Regions from separate parts of the Homo sapiens genome. Here region 1 is linked to region 2. A link is an interaction called in ENCODE POLR2A ChIA-PET data of the cell type or tissue named here. Cell type or tissue: Panc1. All regions are shown on one strand.

The links. Peaks named below come from ENCODE experiments on the same cell type or tissue, not always from the same donor. Only the 100,000 strongest peaks of a DNase experiment are listed, where the experiment ranks them.
Region 1: POLR2A ChIA-PET joins it to region 2 with 5 read pairs; 2 of 35 experiments call an interaction of 5 or more read pairs at or near these places.

Annotation. Positions count from the first base shown.
Region 1 is chr19:40,325,367-40,333,366 of GRCh38, reverse strand. C19orf47 (chromosome 19 open reading frame 47) reads left to right here. Exons shown (of 9, transcript NM_001256441.2): 6 at 4,817-4,954; 7 at 6,881-7,033. Among named protein-coding and RNA genes, the nearest start is that of C19orf47, 19 kb to the left of the region's middle. RefSeq lists a silencer at 2,038-2,238. In Panc1, no CTCF peak of the experiment used is centred here; no DNase peak of the experiment used is centred here.
Region 2 is chr19:39,820,231-39,828,230 of GRCh38, reverse strand. DYRK1B (dual specificity tyrosine phosphorylation regulated kinase 1B) reads left to right here. Exons shown (of 11, transcript NM_004714.3): 7 at 575-721; 8 at 806-946; 9 at 1,244-1,559; 10 at 1,945-2,051; 11 at 2,145-2,881. The coding sequence ends at 2,516. Among named protein-coding and RNA genes, the nearest start is that of MIR6719, 5.6 kb to the left of the region's middle. RefSeq lists enhancers at 2,432-3,416, 3,559-3,948, 3,417-4,403. In Panc1, no CTCF peak of the experiment used is centred here; a DNase peak (open chromatin) is centred at 3,540; H3K4me3 peaks cover 1,986 bases; H3K27ac peaks cover 1,967 bases.

The DNA.
Region 1 (8,000 bases), 510 kb before region 2:
ACCCTTCTTACATTTAGGAAGCCAGACAGCACTTCAACACTGTGCTTTGAGGGCCATTTTATTTATTTATTTATTTATTTATTTATTTATTTTCTTATTTATTTATTTATTTTGAGATGGAGTCTCTGTTGCCCAGGCTGGAGTACAGTGGCACGATCTCAGCTCACTGCAACCTCCACCTCCCGGGTTCAAGCGATCCTCCTGCCTCAGCCTCCTAAGTAGCTGGGATTACAGGCACCTGTCACCACACCCGGCTAATTTTTGTATTTTTAGTAGAGACGGGGTTTCACCATCTTGGCCAGGCTGGTCTCGAACTCCTGACTTCAAGTGATCTGCCTGCTTCGGCCTCCCAAAGTGCTGGGATTATAGGCGTGAGCCACTGCTCCCGTCCAGGGGGCTATTTTAAACAGCAAAATCACCAACAAAAATGTGAAAAATGTTCACATTCATGACATCAAGTAGACTGGGCAAAGGATGCTTGTTTACAGAGCGGGACCTGAAATAAGAGGGTGAGAATGCCTTCTTTGTCCTCATTTGGGAACGTGTCTGGAGCAACTCAAAATGTTCTCTGTGTGTGTCTGTGAATGACAGTGAAAGCACTGCTGTATTGATTTTGGGGTTACAAATACATTTGAATGAGTAGGCAAGTTTGCAAATATGGAATCTATGAATGATGAGTATTGACTGTATTTATATTTTTTCTTTTTCTTTTTTTTTTTTGAGATGGAGTCTCCCTCTGTTGCCCAGGCTGGAGTACAGTGGCGCGACCTTGGCTCAGTGCAACCTCCGCCTCCCGGGTTCAAGCAGTTCTCCTGCCTCAGCCTCCCGAGTAGCTGGGATTACAGGTGCCTGCCACCACGCCTGGCTAATTTTTGTATTTTTAGTAGACAGAATTTCACCCTGTTGGCCAGGCTGGTTTTGAACACCTCAGGTGATCCACCCGCCTCAGCCTCCCAAAGTGCTGGGGTTATAGGCGTGAGCCACCACTGCACCTGACCTTTTTTTTTTTCCCTTGAGATAGTCTCGCTGTGTTGCCTACGTTGGAGTGCGATGGCACGCTTAGCTAACTGCAAACTCTGCCTCCCAGGTTAAGTGATTCTTGTGCCTCAGTCACCCAAGTATCTGGGATTACATGTGTGTGCCACCATGCCCAGCCAATTTTTGTATTTTTAGTAGAGACAGAGTTTTGCCACATTTGCCAGGCTAGTCTTGAACTCTTGACTTCAAACGATCCACCTGCCTCAGCCTCCCAAAGTGCAGGCATGAGCCACTGCACCTGGCTATTTTTGGTTTTTAAAAGCAGTATGATACCATTTTTTTTTTTTTTTGAGATGGAGTTTCGCTTTTGTGGCTCAGGCTGGAGTGCAATGGCATGATCTTGGCTCACTGCAACCTCCACCTCCTGGGTTCAAGCGATTCTCCTGCCTCAGCCTCCTGAGTTGCTGGCATTACAGGTGCCTGCCACCATGCCCAGCCAATTTTTGTTATTTTTAGTAGAGATGAGGTTTTACCATGTTGGCCAGGCTGGTCTCGAGCTCCTGACTGTAGGTGATCCACCCACCTTGGCCCCCCAAAGTGTTGGGATTACAGCCATTAGCCACCGCACCCGACAGATACCTTTTTTAAAAATAAACTTTAAAATTTTAATATACACATTAGCTTCCCTTTGCTGATAACTAAGCCGCCCAAAACTGTGCTTTAAAACACAGACATGTATTTTTATTTTTTGAGATGGGAGTCTCACTCTGTTGCCCAGGCTGGAGTGTAGTGGTGCAGTCATAGCTCACTGTAGCCTCAAAGTCCTGGGCTCAAGTGATCCTCCTGCCTCAGCCTCCTGAATAGCTGGGATTACAAGCACAAGCCACCATGTCTTGCTAAAACATGGGTGTTTATTTCTCATGATTTTGTGGGTTGGCTGGTCAGTTCTGCTCTAGGCCAGCTCAGCTGATTTTAGTGGTCACCTGGCAGCTAGGTTGAAGCCGGGTTGACGGCCGCATTCACATATCTGATGGTTGTCCTGATGTTATCTGGGCCCACAGGGTGACTTGGCTACGTGTCCATAATTATCTAGCTGGCTAGCCTGGGCTTGTTCACAGTGGTGGTTGCAGGGTTCCTAAAAGCAGCAGAAGAGGGCTGGCCCCAGTGTGCAAAGCACCTCTTAAGCCACTGCTTGCACAACATTTGCTCTTGTCCTGTTGGCCAAAGCAAGTTACATGGCTAAGTCCACAGTCATTGTGGGTAGGGCCTACCCAAAGATGTGGATGCAAAGAAGCTGAGCAAATTAGGGTTCGTTTCTGCAACACTCCTCCATAACATACATTCAGAAAAGCATTCACCCATAATATTACAGTGGGGTGCCATTCACAGATGGGACACCCATGTAGCCAGCACCCAAATCCAGTAATGGAAACATGACCAGCCTGCCAGAATCCCCCTGTGCCCCCTCCCAGCCACCACATTGTCTCCAGGGTACCCACTACCCTGATTGCTAACAGCACACATTAGTTTTACCAGTCTTTCAAATCTTTATAAATGAAATGTTCAGCTGGGTATGGTGGCCCATGCCTTTAATCCCAGCACTTTGGGAGGCCCAGGTGGGAAGATCACTTGATGCTAGGCATTTGAGACCAGCCTGGGCAACATAGTGAGACCCTGTCTCTACAAAAATTAGTAAATTAGCTGTGGGAGGCTTGGGAGGCTGAGGTGGGAGGATTGCTTGAGCCCAGGACTTTGAGGCTGCAGTGAGTTATGATGGCACCACTGTACTCCATCATCGTGGGCAACAGAGTGGGACCCTGTCTCAAAAAAAAAAAAAAAAAAAAAAAAGAGGGCCGGGTATGGTGGCTCACGCCTGTAATCCCAGCATTTTGGGAGGCCAAGGTGGGCAGATCATGAGGTCAGACCTCGAGAGATCGAGACCATCCTGGCTAACATGGTGAAACCCCATCTCTACTAAAAATACACAAAAAAATTAGCCGGGCATGGTGATGGGCGCCTGTAGTCCCAGCTACTCGGGAGGCTGAGGCACGAGAATGGTGTGAACCTGGGAGGCAGAGCTTGCAGTGAGTCAAGATCGCGCCACTGCACTCCAGCCTGGGCGACAGAGCGAGACTCTGTCTCAAAAAAAAAAGAAAAAAAAGAAAGGGAAAGTAAATGAAAATAAATAAATAAAAAGAGAAGGGGAAACAGGCAAAGAAAGAAAGGGGTGGGAAGAATGCTCTAAAAACATTCCTGAGATGATCACTTTTACACACTTTAGAACATTGAATGATGTGTCTGTCAGGAGTGGGAAAGAGAACAGTTCTTTGTATTCTGATATCCTGACTGCAACGCAAATGCAAGACAGAGTAAAGACAGAGTTGGTTGCTTAACCGCCACCCAAATGGGGCTTGCCTGTCATGACAATAAAGCATCACATTCCTGACATCTTTTCAGCTGCAGATTTCCCTCTGGGTACAGCAGGACAGGTAGGGCCCTCTTAACAGCTTGCCTTTTATAGCAGAAAATCCTGATCCTATTGCACTCAGCTAGGTAAAGAGTATTGTGAATGGAGGCTCTCACAGGACAGATTCTGCATAGCCAGAGAGTTTGCAGCCATTAGACATAAAGCCACCCATCCAACCTGAAAAATGTCTGAAGAAGTGCTGGGGTATATTATTAACAGAGGAGAGAGAGCAGGCCTGAAAACCAAGAATTTCTTCCTGCAGAGAGGGAGGAGGTCTGATAGGGAAGGATCTGTCCTGGGACTTCTGGGTACCAATAATGTCATGATGCCTGGGTGCTGGGTGCTTGGGGGTCACGTTTTATTAAATGTTCTGTGATGGTTTAATGTAGTTTTCTTTCTTTTTCCCCCCTGTTTTTGAGACTGGGTTTCACTCTGTTGCCCAGGCTGGAGTGCAGTAGTGCGATCACAGCTCACTGCAGCCTTGACCTCCTGGGCTCAAGTGATTCTCTTGCCTCAGCCTCCTGAGTATCTGGGACTACAGGCACATGCCACCATGCCTGGCTGATTTTTTGTATTTTTGGTAGAGATGGGATTTTGCCATGTTGCCCAGGCTGGTCTTGAACTGGGTTCAAGTGATCCATCCCCCTAGGCCTCCCAAAGTGCAGGGATTACAGGCATGCGCCCTTGTGCCTGTCCTCAGAAACCACTTTAGGCACTGGGATACAGCAGTAAACAGACACAGCCTCCTCGTGGAGCTTATGTTCTTGTGAGTGAGTTTACCAGTAAACAAATAGAGTTTAATGTCAAGCAGTTGTAAGGGCTGTGAAGAAAATGAAAGTGGGTAAGGGTGATAGAGGTTGAGGAGGTGCTGTTTTTGATGGGGTGGTCAGGGAAGTTTTCTCTGAGGAGTTGCCATCAGAGAGGAGGCCTGAATGATGAGACGCAGCAATTCCGCTGTGCTTGGGGAACTGCATGCCAGGCAGAAGGAACAGCAGGGACCCTGAGGAAGCGCCTACTTGCTAGGTGAGGAAGATCCTGGAGACCAGCATGGCTGAAGCAGCTCCGGGAGGGGCGAAGCGAACTCAGCACGAGGCTGGGTGACTGATGGGTGAGGTGTGATCAGAACTAGTGTGGTCTAGAGCCTCAGGAAAGGCTCCCAGGATAGGGAGGGATGGGCTAGTTCCTGGGGAGATGCAGCCCACCCTGCCCCCAAGCATCCCCATCACGAGTACCATGCAGTTACAGGGTGATACCCGCTGACCTTCTCATTCAGTCTCAAGCCTCACCTTCTCCATCCTGACCCTGAGACTGCTGGATTGAGGCCTGTCTTCCAGGACCCCACCCGACCGGACTCTCCTTTTCTCCCCACAGCTGCCTCCCGAATGATCACCAACAGCCTGAACCATGACTCTCCACCCAGCACACCCCCCAGGCGCCCGGACACCAGCACCTCCAAGATCTCGGTCACTGTGTCCAACAAGATGGCAGCAAAGAGTGCCAAGGCCACTGGTGAGGGAACATGGGCAGGTGGTAGGAGGAGCTGGAGGGGAACGTGGGTTGGTAGGAGGTGTTGGGGGTCATGCTTCCAATATTGTAAGGTGCTTTGAAGGCCACAAGGTATACAAAACATTTGAACCTGAATCACCTCTGTAAACTTGGTCAAGGTGCCATACGTCTGTGGGCCTCACTTTCTTCATCTGTAGCATGGGGGGTGGCGATACCCCACCCAGGAGGATGGACAGAAGCACCTGAGTTGGTGTGTTGAGGCATGTGTGCATTGCCTTCTCACTCAGGGGTTCACGCTTTGTGAACAGGTCTTCACCGAGCCCCCTACTTGTGCACAGCTCTGTGCTTGATGCCTGGGGTCATAGGTTAAGAACCTCTTGCCTCCTCTTAGCAGCCAAGGGATCCATCCTTGAAAACCTTCAGTCTGATCCTGTAACCCCCTGGGCTGTAACTCTCCGGGGCTCCCCATTATTCCAGTAATAAAGGCCATCTTCCCCACATGGTCTGTAGGGCCCTGCATCATGTAGATTCATCTCTTGCATCGCCCCACTTTGCATGCTCGCTTGCTCCCCTCCAGCCTCCTTCCCATCATGGGGCCTTTGCTCCTGGTGACCCCTTGGCCTGAGCACTCTTCCTTCCCAGACTGCTCCATGTTGGCCTCTGTCCTCCTCCAGGTCTCAGCTTGAGAGCTGGGAATGGGCCTGCAGTCACTGGGCTCCCAGGCCTTCCCGTCCACCATGCTCTTAAGCCTTTGCTGGACCCATCCCCACAGCAATGACCTCATGGTGTCATAAGGCAAATGTGGAAACTGAGGCCCAGGGCGCTTCATGTTTCTGACACCCACTCCTATCACGCCCCGTCCACCTCCATCACAAAGTCTCCCCTTTGTCCTGCAGGTTTGGAAGTGCCTCACCCTCTTCTGGCCTTTGATTTGTGTGCCACAAGCAAAAAAGTTAAAATCAGGCTGGGCATGGTGGCTCACGCCTATAATCCCAGCACTTTGGGAGGCTGAGGCAGGAGGATCACTTGAGCCCAGGAGCTCAAGACCAACCTGCACAAGATGATGAAACCCTGTCTCTACATTTAAAAAAAAAAAAAAAAAGGCTGGGCGGGGTGGCTCACACCTGTAATCCCAGAACTTTGGGAGGCCGAGGTGGGCGGATCACCTGAGGTCAGGAGTTCAAGAGCAGCCTGACCAACATGGTGAAACCCCATGTCTACCAAAAATACAAAAATTAGCTGGGCGTGGTGGCGCATGCCTGTAATCCCAGCTACTTGGGAGGCTGAGGCAGGAGAATCGATTGAACCTAGGAGGCAGAGGTTGTAGTGAGCTGAGATCGTGCCATTGCACTCCAGACTGGGCAACAAGAACAAAAACTCAGTCTCAAAAAAAAAAAAAAAAAAAAAAGTTAAAATCAGTGTAACAAAGTATTGCGAAGATGGCGAGCCTGGGAGCAACTGGCTCTTTTAACCCTTAACACGTTTGAGGGGATTCATTTTTTAAATTGAGGTGTAACTTATGCACAATCCACCACTCATAAGTGTACACAGCTCAAGTGCTTGTTGACAAGTGAGTGCAGCCATAAAGCACTGCCTGCTTGGAGCTCTAGAACCTTTCCACCACCCAGCAGGTTCCCCATCCGAGGGGATGTGGGCTGGGCTGGGCCAGAAGCCTGCTTGGAATAGGGACAGAGCCACAGAAAGCCTGGGAGGCCTGCCACAGCCTGGGGATTCTGAGCACCTTCTGTGACCTCGTGTAACAGAGACCTGAGTTTCTCTGTGGTTCGGTCAGTGGTGATGTGGGTGGTTGGGAAGGTAAGGGATTCCAGTCATGAATGTGTGGAGATAAAGGACACCTAGTGTCCAGCTTCCATCCTGGGAGAACGTTCTGTCTCAGAGAGTGCTGATACCCCTGCTTTCTTCCCCCAGCAGCCCTGGCCCGCCGGGAGGAGGAGAGCCTGGCTGTTCCTGCCAAGCGGCGCCGGGTCACTGCTGAGATGGAGGGGAAGTACGTCATCAACATGCCCAAAGGCACCACACCCCGCACCCGCAAGATCCTGGAGCAGCAGCAGGCTGCAAAAGGTACTGGCCCATCAGGGGCATGCTTCCCTGCGGGGTCCATGTCCCTCCCTCTGCATCACACAGGGCCCGTCATATCCTACAGACGGTGGCTGAGAAGCAGGTTCTAACGGGGATGCAGGAGCCGTAGGCCAAGGGGACAGTGATGGTGGCTGCAGAGGAGGGAAATACATCACCTCTGCCCTCTGATCCTGCAGTTAGTGTAGCTGGGCCCCTTGGCACCTCTTCCCCAAGGGGCAGGAGCAACGATAGAGTGATGGCCTGCTGTAAAATGAGTGGCTGTGCTTGGCCAAGGGCAAATACCCCAAAGTGGCACCGTTAATATGAACCAGAGGAGACGAGTGGAGATATAGTCCAAAGCTAGGCCTTCTGACTTGGAGTACAGAGATGATCTCTTGGTCGGGTGTGGTGACGCACACCTGTAATTCCAGCACTTTGGGAGTCTGAGGTGGGAAGATTGCTTGAGCCTAGGAGTTCAAGCGTGCAACATAGTGAGCCCCTATCTCTATTAAAAAGGCTGGGCGCGGTGGCCCATGCCTGTAACTCCAGCACTTTCAGATGATACAGAAACATATTCAGTAAAAACAAACTCTTTTCCCTCACTCCCATATCCCCGTCTCTTGTTAACCTTTCCAGACCAGCATCTAGGTACATACATAACACATATATAGGCAGTTTTTTGTTTTTTAGTTTTAATTTTTATTTTTTTGTGATAGGGTCTCACTTCATCACCCAGGCTGGGGTTCAGTGGCACCTTGTCAACTCACTGCAGTCTCCTCGACCTCCCAGGTTCAAGCAGTCCTGCCTCAGCCTCCCGAGTAGCTGGGACTACAGGCTCATGCCACCATGCCCACCTAATTTTTGTATTTTTTGTAGAGAGGGGGTTTTGCCATGTTGCCCAGGCTGGTCTCAAACTCCTGAGCTCAAGTGATCTGCCTGCTTCACCTTTCCAAATTGCTAGGATTACAGG
Region 2 (8,000 bases):
TAGGGGCGGGGCTTGGCTGGGATGGGATTATTAGGAGCCGTGGGAACTGAGGGATAATGCTTGGGGTGGGGGTGTGAATATACTGCCCACTAGGATGGGAAGGGTGAAGCCTGAGGGGCAGGGCCCATTTTGAAGCTGCCAGATGTGAACAGGGTGAAGTTGGGTTGGGTTTGAGCCAGGGGTGCTGCCTCGCTAAGTTTTTGTCTTCTCTGTTCTTAAAGCTGAGGATGGAGGTGGAAGGCTTCAACTTTGCAGCTCTGTATGAGCTGCCACTAAAAGTGACGATGGTATAGGGCTTATGGAATGTCAGCCTCTGCCTGGTGACCCAGAAGGGCCCAGGATCCGGGTTGGGGGTGGAGATCAGGGTCTGTCTAGGCCAGCAGACTCCCCAGATTGATAAACAAGATGGCACCAGTGGCTCCCAGAAAATTGGTGCTGATAATGGCAGGATTTGGAGCCTCAGTCCCCATTTTGTCAGCAAGAAGCCTGTCCTCAGTTGGGTCCTCTTAGCTTTGGGGGTGTCAGTGGGACCAGTAGGGGAGGCTGGGTCCCTTGACGATTACCCTTTTCCCAGATCTACCAGTATATCCAGAGCCGCTTCTACCGCTCACCTGAGGTGCTCCTGGGCACACCCTACGACCTGGCCATTGACATGTGGTCCCTGGGCTGCATCCTTGTGGAGATGCACACCGGAGAGCCCCTCTTCAGTGGCTCCAATGAGGTGTGCCCCCAGGAAGGGGTGTGCTGGAGGTGGAGGGGGTGGAGCCTGGCTGGCCTGATGACCTTGACCCCTGCCTGCTCACAGGTCGACCAGATGAACCGCATTGTGGAGGTGCTGGGCATCCCACCGGCCGCCATGCTGGACCAGGCGCCCAAGGCTCGCAAGTACTTTGAACGGCTGCCTGGGGGTGGCTGGACCCTACGAAGGACGAAAGAACTCAGGAAGGTGCGGCCCCTGCCCCATGCCACTCCTCCCACCCCGTGGCCCCTCACTCACACTTGGGGCTCTCTCCCCCTGCTCCCTCTCCCTTGTGTCTTTCCCTTCCTTCCACTCCCCCTTGTCTGTCCTTTCCTTCCTCCCCTGCCCACCCCATCTCCCATCTCTCCTTCCCACCCCACAACTCTTCTTAGCTTTTCTTTCCACTTTCTCTCTTGTGCCTCTGTTTCCCCGTGTGTGTCTCCCTGCCCCTCCTGCCCACTGACGGCCACTCTCTTGCCCCCCCTCCCACCCCCTCCCTGCCAGGATTACCAGGGCCCCGGGACACGGCGGCTGCAGGAGGTGCTGGGCGTGCAGACGGGCGGGCCCGGGGGCCGGCGGGCGGGGGAGCCGGGCCACAGCCCCGCCGACTACCTCCGCTTCCAGGACCTGGTGCTGCGCATGCTGGAGTATGAGCCCGCCGCCCGCATCAGCCCCCTGGGGGCTCTGCAGCACGGCTTCTTCCGCCGCACGGCCGACGAGGCCACCAACACGGGCCCGGCAGGCAGCAGTGCCTCCACCTCGCCCGCGCCCCTCGACACCTGCCCCTCTTCCAGCACCGCCAGCTCCATCTCCAGTTCTGGTGGGTGCCCAGGTGCCCAAATGGGGTACAACGGGTGGGGGCTGCTCAGGTTTGGCCTGTCCTGGGGGACCTGGTTACTGGGTCTTCACACAAAGCGCCGAAACTGATCCTGAACTGTAAGATGACGTGTGGGATGGGAGAGCTCCAACTGGCCCTGACACAATCACTGAAATTGGGCTCAGAGCCCTGAAACTGGTTCTGACTCTAAAACCCAAAACTGAATTCCAACCCAGAATCTCAGAATTGGGCCCGGTGCTTCAGATGGGCTCTGCTCTTGAAGCCTGAACCTGAGCCTGGGCCGTGACCTTCCCTCAGCCATCCCAAAACCCACTCGCCACCTTCTCTCACCTTATGCCCCTTCACCTCTCCTCCCTGGCACTTCCAGGAGGCTCCAGTGGCTCCTCCAGTGACAACCGGACCTACCGCTACAGCAACCGATATTGTGGGGGCCCTGGGCCCCCTATCACAGACTGTGAGATGAACAGCCCCCAGGTAATGGGGCTTTGGGGGCTTTGGAGGTGGGTGGTGGTGCCTGGGGCTTAGAGACCAGGGTCTCCATCACCCATGGCTCCTTTGCTTTTTTAGGTCCCACCCTCCCAGCCGCTGCGGCCCTGGGCAGGGGGTGATGTGCCCCACAAGACACATCAAGCCCCTGCCTCTGCCTCGTCACTGCCTGGGACCGGGGCCCAGTTACCCCCCCAGCCCCGATACCTTGGTCGTCCCCCATCACCAACCTCACCACCACCCCCGGAGCTGATGGATGTGAGCCTGGTGGGCGGCCCTGCTGACTGCTCCCCACCTCACCCAGCGCCTGCCCCCCAGCACCCGGCTGCCTCAGCCCTCCGGACTCGGATGACTGGAGGTCGTCCACCCCTCCCGCCTCCTGATGACCCTGCCACTCTGGGGCCTCACCTGGGCCTCCGTGGTGTACCCCAGAGCACAGCAGCCAGCTCGTGACCCTGCCCCCTCCCTGGGGCCCCTCCTGAAGCCATACCCTCCCCCATCTGGGGGCCCTGGGCTCCCATCCTCATCTCTCTCCTTGACTGGAATTGCTGCTACCCAGCTGGGGTGGGTGAGGCCTGCACTGATTGGGGCCTGGGGCAGGGGGGTCAAGGAGAGGGTTTTGGCCGCTCCCTCCCCACTAAGGACTGGACCCTTGGGCCCCTCTCCCCCTTTTTTTCTATTTATTGTACCAAAGACAGTGGTGGTCCGGTGGAGGGAAGACCCCCCCTCACCCCAGGACCCTAGGAGGGGGTGGGGGCAGGTAGGGGGAGATGGCCTTGCTCCTCCTCGCTGTACCCCCAGTAAAGAGCTTTCTCACATGCCTGCCTGAGCGTTTGCAGGGCCTCGGCTCCCCTCACCCGACCCTCAGAGGCATGGTGGGGAAGGGGGTTTGCGGAGGGGGTGCTGGAGGAGCTCTGGTGTGGAGACGTCTCGTGGGGAAGCTGTGGCGCGTGTTGCAGGCATGAGTCTGCAGGTCTGGGGCATCAGCATTCTAGATAGATCGTGGACAGGATCCTGGCCTACATTTGCCTTTTCCTGGGTAAATAGACCCTGAAAGGGTAAAGGTTCAGCTCTGGCCTGTCTCTGGGAAACAGGTGCCCTAATAAGCCGGGGCGTCCGCAGACTTAGCACAAGAGTGGCTCCTCATGCCAAGCAGGCGTCCAGTAGCAGCTGAGTACACTTAGGAGGCTTTGTTGGTGCCATCTGGGGAACAGGCAGACAATAGGTACAGACTCTGTCCCCACGTGTACTGTCCAGCTCTTTGGAATCATCGCGAAACAAAGAGTTTTGAGATTCTGAGACAAAAAGATTTTCCCGGGGTTCCAGGTAAGTGGTCCTGTTTCCACGGTAATTTGGAAATGTACGTCTCCCAACCGGCCAATCAAGAGCCCAGTTCAAAGGGTACCGTCTGCCACCACTGGGGCTCGGCGCTTTGTGGGAAATGAAGTTCTACTTAGCAATCGCTTTCTGCGGTGTTCGTTGGGGAACTACAGCAACCAGAGTTCTTTTCTCTCAGGCTTGGGGGCGGGTTTTCAGGCAGCCAATGAGCAGTCTGAGGTCCCGGGGCCTGGATGTTCATGGTGTTTAGGAGAGGGAGAGAAGGCTGTGACTGGGTGGCTTTGGCGCAGGTGTTGAGGTCTCCGAGGTGTGCAGAAGGTGGGTGCGGCGCCGTCCCGGGAGAGAGTGCCGGTTGTCGCTCACAGTTCCAGAGCGGGCAGTAGACGCCGAGGCCTGAAGAGGCCCCAGCACGCGGACATCACTGGCCGCTGTGCCTGGCCCGGCTTGCGGGAAGCCCCGCTCAGTGGGAGAGACAGGCAAGACCCCGTTGCGGACCTATGTATGTTCACTAATGGAGGCGGCATGGAACGCGGTGGGAACCCGAGGAGACCTTGGTAGGAAGATCATCCCGGAAGACTAGGAGCTGTCTGAGCTGAGACCTGAAGACGGAAGGATGTTTTGGGGGTCGGGGGCGGTGTGGTGGAATGGTTTGCGCAAAGGCAGAGAGAAACAGCCTGTTGTGTGAACATGGACTGCAGGCGATCTGGTGTTGGTGATCATACTGAAAATTCTGTATGAATGAGATGTGGAAGATTTTCTTGATCATTTAGGGACCTTGGATTTTGTCCTGAGAGCAATGAAGAGCCATGGGAGGATTTTTAGTAGGGAAGGGGTACGGCCCAGTTTGCTGTGACATGAGAATAGATTAACGGGAAAGTGACTGGGGTCAGGAAACCCAGGGTGGCAGATGTGACAGATTCCTAGGCAAGAGGTGTTGGGAATGGATCAGGGCAGGGGCCACCGTAGGGAGGGCAAGAGGGGATGGGAGAGACGTCCAGAAGGTTGACAGGCTGTGTGGGAGGGGGAGGCGGAGAGGAGTGGAGAAGGGATATCTCCAGCGCGTAGAGCAGATGCTCAGTGGCTAATGTCTTGAATGAACAATCCTAGGAGGCAGGTGCTGATGTGATCTCCCATTTGTAAATGATACCTAGGACAGAAAAGTTTAGGTAACTTGACCATTATCAATACCTAGGAAGGGGAGGGCCCAGGATGTGTGTGTGTGTGTGTGTGTGTGTGTGTGTGTGTGTGTGCGCGCGTACCATTAACTTACCAAGGAGACATCAGCAGGGCCAGATCACGTAGGTCTTGTGAGGAATTTGGGAGAGGCATGGAAATGTATATGTCACTTTTTTTTTTTTTTTTTTTTTTTAGACGGAGTCTCACTCTGTCTCCAGGCTGTAGTGCAGTGGCGTGATCTCGGCTCACTGCAACCTCCGCCTCCCGGGTTCAAGCAATTCTCCTGCCTCAGCCTCCCGAGTAGCTGGGACTACAGGCACACGCCACCATGCCCAGCTAATTTTTGTATTTTTAGTGGAGACTGGATTTCACCATGTTGGCCAGGATGGTCTTGATCTCTTGACCTTGTGATCTGCCTGCCTCGGCCTCCCATTATGTGTCACATTTCTATGTCCATCCCAGAATCTCTCCCCTGAGCTCCTGACTGGCTGCCTTCCTCATAACCTGTTGGTAATCTAGAGGTATCTCCAGAGTAATTTTGATCAAATTGAGCTCCTGCTCCTTTCCCCAAAATTTTTTCCCTGCATGTTCATCTCAGTAAATGCTCCCCCCATCCTCTCCAGGCCCAAACCACTGGAATTGTCCTTTACTCCTCTTTCTGTCTTATATTCATGTCTGTCAGCTAATATACCTGACCACTTCTCCCCACCTTCACTCCTGTCCACCCTTATCTCCTTCACAGACCATTATGGCAGGCTCCTCAGTGATCTCTCTGCTCTCACCCCTGCCCCCAGAGTGTTCCTTACATGCAGCTGGAGGGATGCTGTGAGCACCTGTATCAGGTCATATCCCTCCCCCGCTCAGAACACTTCCAAGGCTACATCTTGCTCGGGGTAAAACCCAGAGTCCTCTGCAAGGCCCTGCATTGTCTGCCCTCATCACCTCTCTGACATCATCTACTCTTCTTACTCCCTGTGCTCCAGCCACACTGGCCCGAGGGCCTTTGTGCTTGCTCTTTTCTTTGCCTAAAGAACTCATCTATCAAATAGCCCAGACTTGTTCCTTCCTCTTTAGGTCTCTCCTGAGATGTCACTGCCTTCCTGAGATCTTCCCTCACCACCCTTCTAAATTTGTGACTTATAGTCACATCTATCTTTGCTTCTTTAACTTTATCCTTAGCATTAATCATATTACTGTTTAACACTCTGTAGAATTTATCTGTGTTTATGGTCTGTCTCCCCTGACCCTTACCTCTAGGAGACTGTTGACTTCATCAGGGAAGGGGCTTTTGTCTACTTCCTCCGTTATCTCCAACACATAGAAAAGTGCTTGGCACACAGTTAGGGCTCAGTAACTACTTATCAAATAAACTATTGAAGAGCACATATCTGGATCCCAGCATGGCGGGGACTCTGCCGATCCCCTTTCTACAGAACTCCAAGGAGCTGCCTTAAAGTTTTCTGAGGGCTCAAGATATTCAACAAGTATTTCACCTTGCCTCTTCTTTCTCCTCAGCATTGGGAACACAGAAGAGAACAAAATATTCCCCTACCCCTATAGAACCTACAGTAATAGGGACAGTAATTTAGACTATCAAATAATCACACGTGTGAAATTACCAAGAAAGGTAGAGAGTGTTATAAGAATACTTGATAGGAAATCAAATCCGGATCCTAGGAAATGAGGTTTGAGGTGATGAAGGAGTAGGCATTAACTCCTTTAAGAGATAAGAGTTTGGGATGGTTGGAGCCTAGAGGCTGATGCAGAGCAAGAGGTCAGACCTTGTGTATGCCATAAGGAGTTTGGGTGTTTACCCCACATGTAGTGGGAAGTTGTAGAATTTTAAGCTGGGGACAGGAGCGTGGTCAGGTGTTTGTGTGTGTGTGTATGTGTGTGTGTGTGTTTCCTTCTAAAATTCTTCACACTAAAGTGTACTTTAAAAGACTCCTCTGGCTTCTGTGTGGGGAATTGACTATAAGGCATTAAGGATTAAAGTAGGGAGACCAGTGACAAGGCTGTTACTGTGGAATTAAAATAGCTGTGATTGAAGACAGCCACACATTCTTTGCTGTTTTTCCTATCAAGAGGTGGAGTCTCCTTCCTTCTCCTTATATCTGAGCTGGCCCTGAGATTTGTTTTGACCAATAGAATACAATGAAAGCAGGCTGGGTGCGGTGGCTCATGCCTGTAATCCCAGCACTTTGGGAGGCTGAGGCAGGTGAATCACTTGAGGAAAGGAGTTCGAGACCAGCCTGACCAACATGGAGAAACCCTATCTCTACTAAAAATACAAAAAAAAAAAAAAAAATAGCCAGGTGTGGTGCACTCCTGTAGTCCCACCTACTCTGGAGGCTGAGGCAGGAGAATCACTTGAACCCGGGAGGTGGAGGTTGCAGTGAACCAAGATCATACCACTGCACTCCAGCCTGGGTGACAGAGTGAGACTCTTTCTCAAAAAAAAAAAAAAAAAAATACAATGAAGATGATGCTGTACTAAATGGAGGCCTAGGCTTTAAGAGACCTGGCAGATTCTGCTTCTACTCTTGGAGCCCTGCCCTTTCTATAGATCTGCCCCAGCCCGCGGCTGTTCCAACTTTTAGCTGATGTGCAGGCGTGCAAGTGATGCCATCTTGGGATGGCCTAACTCCCATTCCAGTTGACACCATGTGGAGTAGGAATGAACCATCTCAAATCCCCTGACCCTTTGAGCCTTGTCCAAATTGCAGAATCATGAGCAAAGAAATGGTTGCTATTTTATGCCCCTGTGGCTTAGGATGCTTTGTTACACAGCAATAGCTAACTGAAACAAGCTAATATTTTTTTAAGATCTTACCATTTTATGTATTAGCTCATTTAATCCTCAGTCACCGTATGTGGTACTACTACTGTTCCCATTTTACAAACGAGGAAATGAAGGCACACAGAAGCTAATAAAGTACTAGTAAAGCGCCTGGCACAAAGCACTGAATATGTGATAGCTATTATTATCAGCATCATGTTCATCAGCATTACAATTTTCACAATTGTTGAAGAAGTGGCGGTCAGATGAATAAACACATTAGTAACCCACTTCCACTTCTTTTTCTTCTTCTTCTTCTTCTTTTTTTTTGTTTTTAAACAGGGCCTGACTCTGTCACCCTGGCTGGAGTCACTGCAGCCTAGACCTCTTGGGCTCAGGTGATCCTCCTGCCTCAGTCTCCTGAGTACTTGGGACCACAAGCATGCACCACCACACCTGGCTAATTTTTGTATTTTTTGTAGAGATGGGGTTTCACCATGTTTCCTAGAGTGCTCTCGAACTCCTGGGCTCAAGTGATCCACCAACCTTGGCCTCCCAAAGTGCTGAGATTACAGGCGTGAGCCACTGCGTCCAGCCAACCCACTTCTTAGTGATGTGATTTTAGCCATTTTCTTGGAAGGACT